2 separate regions of the Mus musculus genome follow, and region 2 is linked to region 1. A link is a loop called in an ENCODE intact Hi-C map of the cell type or tissue named here. Cell type or tissue: heart. All regions are shown on one strand.

Region 1 (8,000 bases):
ATGATCAATAAACAGATGACATTGACTGGCATTATCAGCTGGGGCCTCGGCTGTGGGCAGAAGGATGTGCCTGGGGTCTACACAAAGGTTACGAATTACCTAGACTGGATTCACGACAACATGAAGCAATGACAAAGAAAGCCCAGCTCCTTCAATCCAGAGGAGGACCTGCCTTCCTCTTCCTCTTCTACAGAAGATGCGCCTAAAAGGCCAAGCATTCTTTACACCATCATCTTCGTGAGCTGCCACTCGGGAGAGGGGAGGGGGGTCTTTGGGAGCAGATGTAGCATTTACCTGTGACAGGTACTTCACAACTTGTAAGTTTTAAGGATGAAGGTCTGGCTTTAGAATAAATCCTGTCAGATGAGATGACAGGGAGATGCCAACCTTCCTATAACTCTAGGATTTTAAAAAGAGAGGTAGACCAAAGTCTGCCCTCCTGGTCCACTATGTTGTACACTGAACCACAAGATCATGTCTCAACAGCAAAAAAATACAACTTGATCTTTCAGGAGTGAAAGTTTGCACTGGGGACAAGAATGTGTTTTTATAGTTACACAGGGGGCCCCACAGGGCCTCCACGAGAAGGAAGGGGTATCTGGCCGAATCACAGCACCATAAAATCCTTGAGATCATGCACTCCCCATCCCTCCACACTCCTCAACTCTTGGGACATATCCCTTTGTATACAGTGTAAATGTCTTTTTCTTTATAAACTCTATAGATGGTTGGGAGAACTGTATGATTTTAATAATTGATGAATAACACTAGTATATTTATATTTTAATCTATTTTAGTTTTTACTTTGTTACTATAACTTTGTATTATACTGTACTTAAATAATAAATTCAGAGGTATTTTTCACACTTTTCCACTGGTGCATATCCATGGCTTATTTGTGTTCACATTTCTTTTCTTTTCTCTTTTTGAATCAATTGAAAGATTTCCTTTTATTCAGTCAATGTGTGGAAATTTTCACCCCCAAGGCAATATTCTGGGTGCCACCCAATAGAAATAGAATGGGGGAGGGAGCTGGAGAGGTGGCTAAATGGTTAAGAGCACTGACTACTATTCCAGAGGACCTGGGTTTAATTCCCAGCAACCGTATGGCAGCTCACAACTGTCTGTAACTTCAGTTGTAGGGGATCCGACACCCTCACACAGACATACACGCAGTCAAAACACAATGTACATAAAATACAAGTAAATACATTTTTTAAGAAGAAATAGGGCAGGGAGAGTTGACATGGAACTTAAGTGAACTTTAAAAAAAAGTCTTTTGAAATATTTATTGTATGTGGGGGGGCAGTTATATTGCATATGTGGAAGTCACGGGGTATGTGGCAGAGTCTGTTCTTTGCATTCACCGTGCGGATCCTGGGGCTTCGACTCAGGAGTGGGCATCTCTACTCACTGAGCCATCTTGCTGGCACAAAGCTACAACCTGCCATCATGGGACTGAGGGTTGAACTGAGGGCCTTGTATGTACTCTACCACTGAGCTGCAGCCCCCCCCCCCGCCCTATCCCCCCTCCCCCATCTGATAAGAACTCTCGATCAGGACTGCAGACTAGAAACCAGGAACCCTGGAGACCAAATAACTGTTTTGTTCCAGGAGGTGATAAACTGAAGATACATCTGGAAAAATCAACCACACTATGACCACAGTCTGAGCAGACAGCTGTGTTAGTCTGTGGACAGTAACTACGGCAACACCGAGGAAGAAAACCCTTACTGACAGCAACGGCTCAACCAGAGATGGTTCAGTCAGACTACACGTTACTGTCTTGGTTGCTTTCTCCCCCCCCCATCCCCCACCCCCATTCTGCTTTGGTTTTCTACTCCCCAGGAACAATTAGCTTGCAAGCCAATGCACACAAATGTGCTGCTTCAGCCCTGCCTCTCCAGCATCCCCTTTCTTTAGTGTGTGTGACGTGGGTGTCGGCAGGTGTGTACGCACGGGAGTGCGGGTGTTCAAGTCAGAGGAGACCTCTCAGAAGCCGTTTCTCCCCTTCTGCCACAGGTTGGAGCATCACACTTTAGGCCTGTGTGGTATGCACTCTGTGGCTCATCTCTCTCTGGCCCCTGCACACTGTCTTCCCAATCATGGGACACAACCTCTGTCCCAGCTTTCTTCACCACATCTTCGTTCCAAGAGTCTATCTCATGATGTAATGCTTGCTTTTGGGTGTGGCTAATTAATTTCTTATTTTGGAAGAGAAAGAAAAGTCTTATCTCTCTAGAATTTATTGGTACTGCCCTGTTAGAGGCTCTTGGGAGAAAAGTAGTTTAAACTCACAAAAGACATTTGCTAAAGGCCAGGGACTTGATGGGGGAGGTGTCAGGTGATTTCCCGAAATCTCTGAAGTACCCAGACCAGTTCCACCCATTGGAGTCAGAGACTAAGTCATAGATTTCTTGACTTCACATGAGTCGGCCTTCATGCTCTGATCTAAGATTTTAGACAGAGGTGCATCTCAGTTCATTTCTGGAAAAGAACGCTTGAGATAGCAGGAAGCAAGGCTCTCCCAGGCCCTCGGGTGGAAGCTGGCTTCCTCCCTCCCCCACTGGAAAAGACTTTCTTCAGACACTAGGATTACTGAGACTGAAACCGAAGCTGAAAAGCCTCCTGGGATGGGAATACAAAGTCAAAAGGCCCCAACATTCCTGAGGGGAGTCCTGGAAACCATACACAGATGAAGACAATTGCTCATTCTTGCAGGGAAGTGTCCAACTGGACGGTCATATGAATCATATTAAAGGGTCAGGCGAGCTCATCCCTGCCCAGAGTTGGTTAGGAAATGCAGGGTGCGAAGTCTGGAATTCACCAGAAGGGGACCAGTCAAGGGGAAGTCAATGCTACCTCATTATTCCTGGTTGGTAATACAAGAGGATAGCAGACCCAAAGAGCAACTATGATCCCAGATAACTGCATGGTGGGTTTTGGTTGTCAGAGACCAGAGGAGCACAGAGCCCAGGTCTGTGCATGGCAAGGTCTAATAGACTTCAATTCCGTATACAAAAGCTGAGCACACAATCTTTAGTGTTTCAGATCCCTTGGGCTTCTCATCAAGTCCCTTTTTAAAGCCATTAACAATCACAACCAGTTTTGATGGCACCTAGTCACCACCTACTGGCATAGAAGAAAATATAAGTTGATGACGTTTCCTGCTCCCAGGCCCAATCCCTCTAAAACAAGACCGAGGGAAGGGATACAGCAGTCAGCCCTGATCTGTACAGAACCCATTCCAAGATCCCAGTGGGAGTTTTGTTTTTTGCATATGTTTTTTTAAGTGCTTTACAATTTCAGTTACAAGTATTGTCCTTACTGAGGCATTCACGTGGGATTTTTGTTCTTATTGGGAACTTTGAATTTCTCATTGAGAGGAAGCATTTTCTTTCAGTCTTCTTATTTTTTCACTGGCCTATCCAACCCCCCCCCGAACCCCCCCCCCCCCGCATTTACTTGTGAAGTAGGGCTACTAAATAAAATAGCGGTTACCTGAGCACAAAGAGACCAGATACTATGGCCATTGTTAAGAGTGGAGACTGGCCGGTCCTTAGTGGCCAGCGAGACCAGGGGCAAGGTGTGATCTGTGTCCAGGGAAAGATGGGGCCTGCCAGGGTGGGATGGCAAGTCAGTGAAAGACTTCATCACGCTGCTCAGAATAATACACAACCTGAAAGGTTGCCCTTTCCTGGGGTTTTCCATTTAATATTTGCAAAGTTGCTAGGGAAAAGGGAGGGCACTGTACTAGAGACATGTGTGAGAAGTGGGCAAAAAAACCCAAATAAACCAACCTGGATCCATGAGTGAAGCCACTTACAGCCAAACCTGATGACTTGAGTCCTCTGGAGTCACATAAAGGAAACAGAGAAGTGACACCCACCCTACCCCCACAGGCTGTCCTTTCATTTCATCATGAAGGCTGTGGTATATAGAACCTGTCTCCCAATAGAGACATACATATGTAGTGTCTAAGAGAAACAGAAACTGAACTTTAAAAAAAAATGTTCAATGGTGTTTTGGCTGTGTGAAGCAGTTGCAGTCTCTGGAACTGGAGTTACAGATGTGAGCTTCCACGTGGGTGCTGGGAATTGAACCCTGATCCTCTGGGAGAACAGCCAGTGCTCTTTACCTCTGAGCCATCTCTCCAGCCCCAAAACTGAGCTCTTAACAAGCACAACACACTTCCAGGTAGTGAACAGACATCTGTTGGGGTGCACCGTGTGAAAGCTGACTCTGTATATACAATTGCTGATCACTGTACCAGCTGAGAGCTGGCCTGACTTTGGTGGTGTTATTCTTAGGCCTCATCATCTGCCTCGGTACTTTGTAAATACCCCTCCTTCCTCACCCATTGATTGGCTTAATAAAGATCTGACAGCCAGTAGCTAGGCAGGAAAGGGAAGGCAGGCTGAGAGAGGGTCTCTGGGAAAAGAATCAGAGGCGGGGATTCACCACCAGATAAGGAAGTGGTTGTAGGTACCGAGAAGGTGGTTGGACAAACTGGGACAGAGAGAGCGGCAAAGAACTAATCACATGGTGTGTCGTGGGCTAGGATAAGGTTAAGTTGAATGAGCTAGATGGGAGATAGCCCAAGCTAAAAGCGTAAGCTATACTAGAAATCAGTAAGTCCCTACGTCATTTAATCTCTGGCAGGTCCAGAAAGTCCTGCTATAGATGTCTAGAAAATTGGTTTAGAGAGTTATCAGTGACTACTCGTATCAACTGGCAGCATTAGACTCCACCTGGTGCTTGGAATGAGACTCACTCTTTATAGGCTCTGTGTTTGGATTCTTGGTCCAGTTGAAAAGGATTAGAAAGTGTGGTCTTATGGGAGTAGGTGTGTCGCTGGGGGGTGAGCCCTGAGGCCCAAAAGCCCATGTCATTCCCACTCTGCTCTCTGCCCCCTACTTGTGGGTCAAGTGGTGAGCTCTCATCATACCTGCCATCTTGCCTTTGCTCCGGCATCACGGACTCTAACCCTGTGGAACTGTAAGCCCAATTAAACACCTTCTTTAATGAGTTGCCTTGGTCGAGGTGTTTTGTCCCAGCAATGGAAAAGTAAGTAAGATGCCCATCTCCCTCAGAAAAACCTCTACAAGAGACACTTGGGAACTGGCAGCTCCACCCTCTGCCCGTGTGGCACACAGGAAAGGACTGGCATGGGCACCTGGGGCTTTAATGGCTTTGCCTTTTACAACCTGGAGAAACCATTAGATTCCTCTAGACCTTAGCTGCCACCAACCTTACAAACAGCACTAAATGACCCATCTCCCAGGGTAGCTGGAGACTCACACTCTACCCAGAGTTTCAGATGTCTCAAATGAGTGCCTTCTACTTAGTGAAGGGTAGTCTCAGTAACCAGACATAGTCCCCAGGACTGGTAAAGCTTTATTAAGACTTTAACATGGACCACACACAGAGCGAGCAGCTATTAAGTTTCCCTGCACAACCTTTGCTGACAATCACTGGGTGGGGTTGGCGAGGCTTGGCAGTACCCATGATGCCTAGGTCTGCTGATCCTATACTCCCAACACGGCCTCCTAGAAAAAAACAAGCTATGCTGTGCTCGAGGGGATAAATGAGCTGCACTCACTAACTTAAACGCGCTCAGGGTCCAATATACATAATTCCCTGTGACCCAAGAAAACTTGGAATCCCCACCCCCAGAGCCTGTGAAAGTGACCTGCAAAGTGTGTACCCTCCACAGCAGGGTGTGGGACACTCATGCAGATCCTGGTAGGAAACATCTGATTGCACATAGCACAGTTCAACCCCACGAGGAAACCACAGAGAAACTCTACTCGGCAGCAAAAACAAGTCCTGACCGCAGCAAGAGAACACTAGCCAAAAGATAGAAAATAAGTAAGTGAAGTCCAAGTACTTAGAAATAGGACTTCAGAGGAGAGCCATGCAGACTGAAGGAAGCCGGTCTCCTTCTCCCTCCAAGCACAACACAGAGGCAAGTTGCGCCCTAAGCTGTAAATTAAAAACAACACACCCGCCTTTTATGTATTCAGTAAAATGACTAGTGGACACATTGAAACGAATTAAGAATACTCTGTGCTCCTTCAGCGGCTATGGTTTAAACTGTGGACTACTCGTGGTCAACACAGCCTGCCCTCCTATGGTATTAATTTTATTCAGAGGTTCAAGACACTTTTTGTTTTGTTTTGTTTTTGTTTTAAGTGCGGACTGGGAGCTATTTGGGAGCTGTCTGTCTGTCTGTCTGGGAGCTGTAGCCGATAGGTACAGACAATGGAAAGCAGCTTCGTACACTGAATGTCCTCAGTGGGCTCACACTCACTTGGGGATTCTGATGGGACCTTCAGACAGGAAAAGCAAGGCCCAGGGCCAGTCCGGCTTCACAAACATCAGTGGAGGTCAGGGAGCATGGACATGATCCACTGGGTGGCGAGTCCCCCACATCAACTCCACCACTATCACTCATAAAACCTGCCTGCACCGAGCACTGCTGTTTTGGGAGCGATCCCACTGAGGAGTCAGATAGCCAGCAAAAGTCTGTACGCCGCTCTAGCAGGTAACCTTCCCAACAAGACGACGGGCCAGCGCAAGCAGCCAGTGACAATCTTAAGAGCCAGGCTGTGGCACCTTAGTCTCCAAAGAAAGCTAATCCCAGTGCGGTTTCACGTCAAGCGTGGACTTGAACTTTCAAAGTCCTGGACATACAAAGCCTTTCTACACGTGAGAGGGGTCTGAAAGAAACTACTGCACTCGGCTTGTCCTAGCCTCACCCACCGGGGAGATTCCAATCGCTTTTCTCGACAACCCTTCACTATGGTATCTCTTCACACCAGCCTCTCAGTCCTGCCCCCCATCGAGCAGATCTGTCTTCATTGTGGGTGGTACCAGGATGAACCAGGACTCCAGGTCAGGGCTTGATCACCGAGGTACAACCCAGACCCATGAGTCAAATCTCAACTGCTCTTTCTTGGACTAACACCCATTTTTCTTCCGATCTTCTTTTTTCCCCTCTCATATCTTTCTATCTTAAAAAAAAAGAAATCAATAGAGACATCTTCCATTGGGTTTAGGTGACTGAAACCAAACATCACAGGCCGGTCTTTCCCCACGGCAACTGTGTTAAAAGTGATGAAATGCAGTGTCACAGGCCGCTGCTCTCCAGGCCACGCCTCCAGAACTCAGTCAGTGCTGCGCTGGGGTTGGCCTCGTTTTTTTCCCCGAATGAACTTTCTCTCCCTCCATCACTTATGTGGCTGAAGACGGAGGACAAAAGGGAGTAGATGGAGCCCGGAGGGAACGGACCTAAGAAACAGGCTGACATTTTACTTTTAGACAAGTAAGAAATGAAAAAGTGTCCGTGAACTGCTCCTTCGGCAAGACGTTCCCTTCAGGTTCGGACTTGGAACTTGCCGGCTTTGGTCATGTATTTGATGCCTTTAAAGGGCTTGTACTTCTCCCCGTACATATCCAGACGGTTCACTTTGAGTCCTGGAGGGAGAGAGGAAGAGAGGAGTGAGACGTGAGTATCTCCCAGGAGCCACCAGCAGACAGTTGCCTGGGTCTGTCAGTGCACACAGCAGGGTGTGTGGAAGAGACTGTCTTAACAAGCCTGTTCTGCCAAGCAGAGGTGGACAGCTCAGCGATCTCACTTCAGGCATTAACAGCAAAGGTGACGTCAGCAGGAGGCTCTCCTGTGGGACAGGGCAGAGAGGCAGGCACGGACTGCAGTGAGGGTGAGACAAAATAACGCGTGGCATTTTGCTCAAGTTGTGCTGCTGATTGAATGATGACAGCATTCATGAGTAATGAAAGGGAATGAATGGATCGATGAGGGCTTCCTACACACTGTGGCCCAGCTGACCGAAAATGAGTTTGCCGATAGCTTTAGGGCCCATTAAGAGGTTCAGGAGAAAGAGCATATCACTTAATTTAATCATCCAAGTTAAAGAGTCTTTCAGTAAAGAGAAACAAGAATGTTCTCTAGAGAGAGAGCACATTTCTTCCTAAGG
Region 2 (8,000 bases), 79 kb before region 1:
CACTTCCTCTCAAGAACCTGATGAAGCAGGAAAATAGGGACAGAGTACCTGTCACAGCCAGCACCTGCTTTGGACTTTGTTTGTTTTTGTTTTGAGACAGGATCTCGCTATGGAGCCCTGGCTATGGTGGAACTATCTCTGTAGACCAGGTTGGCCTCGAACTCACGAAGGTTGGCCTGCCTCTGCCTCCCGGGTGGGCACACAGGTTAAAGGTGTTGTTGCCTCACGCAGCAGGCAATTGATAAGGATTCTTGATGAGCATTAGTTATTAGTATTTTTACACATGAGCATATCTTTATGACTATCGGTTTAGTCATAGCTTTAAGAATTCATTCAATGTAGGTAAAAACAAATAAAGGTTGGTGTCATCTCTTCATTTGCCTGCACGGAGCTCAGGCCCATTCGTAATAAGTCCTCACTGGGAACTGAGTTCCAAGACCACACTGCAAACGGAAGTGACCTTAGTCTTACAGAAAAGCTTAGCGCTACTTCACAGGAAGAATAACTGATAACCCCTTGCCTTCTAACAACCAGCATGGTCTCTATTTCCCAGCACGGATTCCCCAGGTTTGCCAGGCTCTTTCCTATTAGAGCACACTGATGACGTAATAGTTGCAAAGGATCCTGGGATGTTTCCACGGTGTACTTCCTGTCACAATGAGGGTCTATTTATGCATTCAACGAGAAGTTGTGACCCAAATGCATGAATTAGCAAGGTGACAGTAAGGATTCCAACCAAGTGCTATGTGGTGGGGAGAGTGTGTGGCTCCTTCCCCTGTCTACCCTCAAAAGGAGCTGGAGGCTGAGGTCCCCGGAGTTGTATCTTTTTCCTCTCTCTTTGTCTCTCAAGGTCTGCTGCAAACAGTAGCCTACCCGAAGCACAAACGGTTTGCACTGAGCCTTCAGTGAGATTTAGGGGTGCACCTAGGCAACAAAGACTGACAAGGCCACACTGTGTGTATCTGGAACCCAGGGAGTTGCAGTAGCGTCATCTGCTACATTTGAGTATCCCTTAGTTTTTCCTTGGTGCTTCAAAATGGCTTGGGTTGGTTGCGAAGAACCAAATAGTACCTACAAAATAGCCGGTTATATGCAGGATGTGTCCTAAACTCTAGTTCCATCTAGAAGAAGCCACAGTGCGGGTGTAGCATCTGGATCGGAATAGATGTGTTAAAAGCATGGCTTCTTTCAATATATTACCTAACTCCCCTGTGCTTCCAATTCCTCAGTTATAAAACAGAAATTAAAGCTGTTGACCCTGGTATGAAAGCATGTAAGAAAGGTAAGGATGATACGCAGCTCATGGTAACGCCAAACAGACCCAGCATGTAAGAAACCTAGCCCGATCTCGGCATGTAATGTATTTACATCAGTGATCCTGGTTCTTGGGCCACGTTTCTGACTCAGGGCCTCTCAAGGAACTTCTCTGTGACAGCTACAAATATTCTCATGCCTATAGACAAGAGACAGTGTATGAAGTAGCAAGGGGATGTCTGGCGCCAAGTACAACTAGCATATTTTAGCTGCATCCATCCAGAGGCCCGGAACAGAGGCGTGTCCAACAGAAGACATGCAGCATCTTCTGATCTTAGATGTGGGTTAAAGATTGCTTTTATGCACCCAAAGCAGCCCCCAGGCTTCCCCGAGATCAGTCCATGAAGACAGCAGAGGATGTCCAGGTTTAAGCAGGCGGGTTCTTCAGCCAGTACTCCTCCCCAACTCCAGCCCCTGCCCTCTCTATCCACCCAAGTCCTGTTCACACTAACCCCTAAATATCTCTTCAGTCTGCCTATTTCTCCCTGTCATCACCACGATCAACCTGGCTGGTCTCTCACCTGGACCACTCAATCTGAGTCAAGACCTTGATTTTAGCTCTTTAGGAAGGATTCCCTAGAAGGGTGGCCTCTCGTTTTGGTATGTTTTCCAACTGTTGACCAACACTGGAATCCTAAAATAGAAAAATAGGCCTCCAGACAGCACTCCCCGCGGGGTCTATCAGGAGGTTGAGTAACTGGTCTGGCAGAAATGAAGATATTCTAAAGAGATACTTTTAAACATTGGATGCCAGAGAGATGGGAAATTCCCCAGAAATTTCATGTTGGGAGAGAAAAAGCTCCCAGCCAGAGGGGGAAATTGTCTTCTGGGTTACAGATTTCTAACACATTCTCAGAAAAATCTCACAGGATGACAAAACCAGGCCAGTGGTAGGCTGGACCACAGTACTGCTTAGATGTGAGTATCCTTGGCGTTCTATTTAGACCTTAACCTAATTTTAGGATCATGGAGATGGACTTGGTGGGGGGGGATCTGTCTGTCCTTCTTCCTAATGTGACCTCAGTGAATGAATCCCTTGCTTTCCACTATTAATTTGCCTATTTTAATTGGCTTATTGAGGACTCAGCTTAGGGCACAGGCCATGACCCCCAAGTTTGATAGTCACACATCACGTCTGATACTCAAGTATCCTGAGGTTAGTAAGTACTCTTTAGCGGAAACATCACAAGTACTGTGTGCTCCTGAGGCACTGTGATGAACTCATTACCCAAATCGGATAAAATAAGTCTCCCACAGTAAACAGCCGAGCTAGAGAGAGTCCTGCCAAGAATCTCAGCGTACTTACTGCCAGCCCCCTCCCCCAAATTTTTTTTGGAAGAACACAAACTTTTAACATGAGCAACGCACATCAGACACATAAGGACTAAAATAATAGGAATAAAAATTAGATCCAAAAATGAAATCAGTCCACATCACTCAGCATTATATGGCGGCACATGGAAAAGAAAGAAAGAAAGAAAGAAAGAAAGAAAGAAAGAAAGAGAGAAAGAAAGAGAAGAGAAAAACCTTGGGGTTATCAACTACCTAAAATATTTTAAATAAAGTTATTTAAAATGTTTTTTATTGCTCTCATCTTTTTAACACTGCCTGTATTCTACAACATTTATCACAATGTAATGTATTACGTGCTAGTCTAAATATTAGTAGAAATATAATTTCAAAATACTTGGAATGACAGCTTACTCCCTCATGTGTCCTTCTAAGTGGCATGGTTATTAAGGTTTTTTAAAAAGAGTCAGTTTAGCAGCTCACAGATCCCCTTTGCAGTCCTTTTTCTTACGCTCCCATTGGACAACGCCAAGGTTAGGCAGGGATCCACCCATTCACACCGGGCCAGGTCAGAAGAGGCGCCAAGAAAGCTCACCCACCTTCCTGGTGCCAGAGCCCTACCTGATTGTGCCACCGGATGACGTTTCCAAATCCCCCGGTCCCCAGGCGTTCTTTCATTTCCCAGGCTCCACATGTCTGGGTTGGGAGGGACGGTGACCAGCTCATATCGATGCCCTGCTAACTCTAGAAGCAAGCAGGGAGAGAGGACAAGTTGAGAGTAAGAAGAACACTGGAGCTCAAGAAGCAACTGGGAGCAGCAGTGGCTGCTGCCCTGCAAGGGGAGGCTAGGACACCGGTGTAGTTAACAAATAAAAGTTGCGGCGGCCGGGCCCACCGGTGGGTCCGCTCAGCATCGGGCGCGGCGCAGCCACGGACCCCGGGGAGAGGCGGAGCGCACACCCGGGTGAGCCGGTCCACGCGCCGCGAGCCGCCCTCGCGTGGGACTCACCTGCCCCGGGGGCCGCGGGGCCGCCAGCGACACCCGCTGAGGACATGAAAACTCGGGGTCCCCACGCAGCCAGCCCAGCGCCACTTCCTCAAACACTTCCTGCCCTGACGTCACGGGTACTAGACGGCTCTTAAAGGGGACGCGCGAGCCACTGGCTCTCGGAGACGCAGCCACAGCCAGCCAAGGTGCTGGACCTGGCGGCGCAGGACCTGGCGGCTTGGAGAGCTCTTCTTCACCCTGGCACTTTTTAGGCTGAGCTTGATCCGACTGGCTAGGCAGTTAATAAGGGGAGAATCTGCCGAGCCCCGACTAGTGCTGACTTAGAGGCTGTCCTAAGAATTGCCTCCCTGTCCTCCCACCGCTCCTGGTTCAGTATTAAGAATAATCAACCATCCTGATGCTCCTCAGAAAGTAACACACCACCATCCCCCTCAAAGAGGAAGGGAGGAGAGGGAAGAGTACAGAGACAAAACAAAAAACTAGCACTGTCTATCAAAAATGGAGTTTGAGCACTGGGAGCATAAAGAAATTACTAGTTATTAGGTCAAGAGGCTGGGTATTGTCTTCTCCACCAGGACACCCCACACGCCTACCAGCATCCACCCCTGCCTCTAACAAGCCAGGTTCAGCCGCTCACCTCCCATAGCCTAATTCACGATACAATTACCAATGGAAAGGAGAAAAAGAGGTTTATTCAATGTGACTACATTGGGGAAAGACAGCGATCTAATCTCTCTCACCCATACCTCTGCCGATCCAAGTCTAATTTTGGGGTCCTGCCATGAGGTTTGGGTTTAAGTGGAAGGCAAGTGGTATACATAACTAAGTAGTCATGCTCAATATATGTTCTGGTCCACCATCGTTGTCTAGGCTCCAGTTTCTCCTATGATGTGGCGTTTGTCAGACGGTGTGAAATCTCTGCTCCTCTGAAGGTGGCACAGTGGCTCCAGGCTTCTGACATTTACTGGCTTTTTAGATCCGAACCCAGCAGCGGACAGCGACCAGCAAGGCTAACAAAGTCTCCCTGGATTGAAAGCCAAAGATCTTTGTGGGATAACCTGGGGACTCTAAGCGTTTGAACTCAAGAATAGAGCAAATAAAGAACTTCTCACTCTTTTATTATTAAAGCAAGCAAAACATGAGATGATGTTTACAGAGAGCTTAAGCAAATACAAGAACAGCAAGTGAAAAAACACTTGGTATTATGTCTTATCATCCTTGCACCTGTGGGAAAAAGCCAAGAATATTCCTCCCAGGACCCCACCCTTCCCACAGAGAGAACGTGGACATCCCAAGCCATACCCTTCATGTCGCCCCTTTTGAGAGCATCCACTTTTTATGGGGTTTGCAATTATTTCTAGAAGGCCACTTGTGGAAGAACATTCTGCACTCTGCCCCAACCACAGCTCACGGGACAGTCACAGCTTTCTTACACGGGTTCCCACGTGGCCTCAGATGATGTTCCTGGGGGAGATTACAGTTTCTCGGGGTCTGTTATGTCGGCAGTTTAAAAGTCAGAAAGAGGAGCTCAGGAGACTCTTTAGCCTCCATTCCAGTCAGGACAACTGCAATAACCTTGTAGTTATTTCACTTCCTATTTTGAGGTAAAAGATTCCTGTACTTGACACAAATACAAGTGGAAGTGGGAATCAAGGGTACACTGTATCATCCAAAGAAACAGCTCTCACCTCCTCAAAGGAATAAAAAGATCATAGTTTATTCTGAAGCATGTATGAATATAATGTTCCAACATGGAAGAAGTTTTAAGACGTTGTACAGTTTTAAGGACTAAATCAAGGTAAGTTTGAAATGCATCAATGGAGACCTCAGAGAGATGATTATAGCAAGATGGGGGAAGCTAGTCTGTGAATCATCAGATGTTCTCGGATGACACTCTTAGCTTTGGGTTGAGTGTTTGGAAGGTGTTAGCCCACCAAGTTAATAGATTTCAAAAGCTGGGTTTTCGTTTTAATCTCTTAGCCACAGAACGTCAGCTCTGACACAGAGGTGGGGTAGCAATGGGTGTTCCAGATGAGGTAATTAGCCTCTGTAACATTCCAATCCTTCCACAGTGCTGCAGACGGAACCAGCCTCTGTAAACATGCCCTCTTGTAAGGAGGTCTCATTCACAACTGCGTTTAGTTAGTGACAGGTTGCCACACAGAAGAGCCATTTCTCCTTGGTTTGGGTTACCTTTGGGAGAGCTGGCACAGGCAGCTGCATTCTGGTTCTGAGGCAGTCTTGCTGTGAAGCCCAGGTTGATCTGAAACTGAAACTCCCTTTCCCATTAGGTCCTTATTCTGATTTCCTGTTTATGACACTATATTCTATTCACCCTTCCTTGCACGTCCTCTTACATTTCTATCTTGAAGATACAGAATAGTTTGGCCTTTCTGTCAAAAAAATCAGGTGTCTGTAGGCATGTGGAGTTATTATGTCTGGGTGTTCAATTATACCCCATCAATATGCCTGTTTTTATGACAATATCAAATGTCTTACTTTGGATTTTATTGCTGTGAACAGACACCATGACCAAGCCAACTCTTACAAGGACAACATTTAGTTGGGGCTGGCTTACAGGTTTAGAGGATCAGTTCATTATCATCAAGGCAGGAGCATGGCAGCATCCAGGCAGGCATGGTACAGGAGGAGCTCAGAGTTCTACATCTTCATCTGCAGGCTGCTAGCAGACTACTGGCTTCCAGGCAGCTAGGACTAGGATATTAAAGCCTACATCCATAGTGACACACCCACTCCAACAAGGCCATACCTCCTAATAATGCCAATAGTCCCTGGCTCAAACATATACAAACCATCGCACCATGCTAATTTTATTACCATAGATGCATAGTATAATTTTAAATCTGGGGTGTTGATAACTCCAGCAGGTCTGGAGTAGAGGCTTCTTTTATGGAACTGGGTACATTTGTGTTTAGTGCATAAATATTTAGAATTGCAATATCCTCTTGGTGGATTTTTCTCCTTTAATGATGTAGTGTCCTTCCCTTTTCTTCTAATGAAGTTTTGTTTGAAGTCTACTTTATCATATATTAAAGTTGTTGTGCCTGTGTGAATGCTTATCTGTGTGCCTGTGTGTGCCTAACTTCCTGCCTGTTTCCATGCCTGTCTGCATGCCTGCATGCCTGTCTGTGTACCTGTCTGCCTGCCTGTCTGAGTGCCTGTTTGTGTGTCTGTCTGTGTGTCTGTCTGTGTGCCTGTCTGTGTGCCTGTCTGTGTTTCAGCTCCACTTGCTTGGAATACCTTTTGTCATCCTCTTCCTTTAAGGTGACAGATGTCTGTCCTTGATCATAAGGTATGTTCAGGCAGGAGAAAGATGGATGCTGTTGCTTTTATCTAATGCTTTTACCCTAATCTGATAGATGTGGATAAGTGCAATGATGCTTGGTTTTTAGTCTTAGGGTACCCTGGCTTTTAGCATTGGTCACAGATCTGAAGTTCTGTTTAGAATTCTGAGTTCAGACTCCATGCACACTGAGGTTAGGCTCAGTGTGTGGGGTGGGTGATGGTCATGGGAAGTGGGCTGACTCTGGGCGTCTCTGTAGTAGGACTTGGTGTTTGGCTCCACAAAAGGTGATGAGGAGCAGACCTAGGAGTACCCTGGGTCTTACTATGGATGGTGGAAATCTCTAAGGTAAGGGAGGTGGGCTGGAACAACACTCTTGCAAGATGGACTAGAGTAACTTAAAGAGCTCAGAATGGAGGAAGGCATAGGTAGGCTATCCAGGTTCCAGTCTAGTGTGGTGGCAGTGGGGTCCCTGGCACAAAGCAGTTCTATGGTCAGCAGGGTATGACAAAGGATAGGAGATGCTCTGGAAGGAATGGCGGAGGAGACTGGTGAGGAAGAACTGGGGGGATGGGGGGAACATAGGTTCCTACTGGGACTAAGATTAGCTGGGAGATGGGACTTAGGTGGGCAACAGGGGCTGTTTCAGAGTGTCCTCCAGAATGGCGAAGGGGAAGGAGAGCACAGGCACCCTGATTAGGCACTTGGTATAGAATGGTTCTGCAATGGGCATGGAGTCACAAAGAAATAGAGACAGGCTAAGAAGGAGTGCTTGAGGAGAGTGGTGAAGAACAACAAGGGAGACCACGGATCCATACCAAGAGGCTGAGTCGCAAGAGGATGAGGGGGGCTCTAAAATTTTTAGAAATACTGTTCCTTTCCTTTTTTGTTAAAAGTTGCACTATTTTACAGACAACAATGACAAAGTTTTACAAAATAACGACCTACAAGAGTAAATATTCAGGAAAAGGTAACTTAAAAATTAAATCCTTGTTTACAGATTATGGTGGTTTGAATGAGAATGGCCCCGTAGGCTCATCTATTCAAAAGCTTAGTAACCAGGGGCTGGCACTACTTGGGAAG

The links. A loop is a pair of places that touch in the nucleus more often than their neighbours do. Peaks named below come from ENCODE experiments on the same cell type or tissue, not always from the same donor. Only the 100,000 strongest peaks of a DNase experiment are listed, where the experiment ranks them.
Region 2: a loop joins it to region 1, with 2.9 times the contacts of the local background. A loop is called at or near these places in 5 of 42 quality-filtered maps.

Annotation. Positions count from the first base shown.
Region 1 is chr8:22,781,975-22,789,974 of GRCm38, forward strand. It overlaps Plat (plasminogen activator, tissue), which reads left to right. Exons shown (of 14, transcript NM_008872.3): 14 at 1-874. The coding sequence ends at 132. It overlaps Ap3m2 (adaptor-related protein complex 3, mu 2 subunit), which reads right to left. Exons shown (of 9, transcript NM_029505.3): 9 at 5,380-7,479. The coding sequence ends at 7,379. Among named protein-coding and RNA genes, the nearest start is that of Ap3m2, 20 kb to the right of the region's middle. In heart, a CTCF peak has its summit at 3,136 (motif pointing left); DNase peaks (open chromatin) are centred at 1,947 and 2,637.
Region 2 is chr8:22,702,857-22,710,856 of GRCm38, forward strand. It overlaps Ikbkb (inhibitor of kappaB kinase beta), which reads right to left and starts at 3,727. Exons shown (of 22, transcript NM_001159774.1): 1 at 3,614-3,727; 2 at 3,226-3,348. The coding sequence starts at 3,330. In heart, no CTCF peak of the experiment used is centred here; a DNase peak (open chromatin) is centred at 3,715; H3K4me3 peaks cover 1,813 bases; H3K27ac peaks cover 1,231 bases; H3K27me3 peaks cover 389 bases.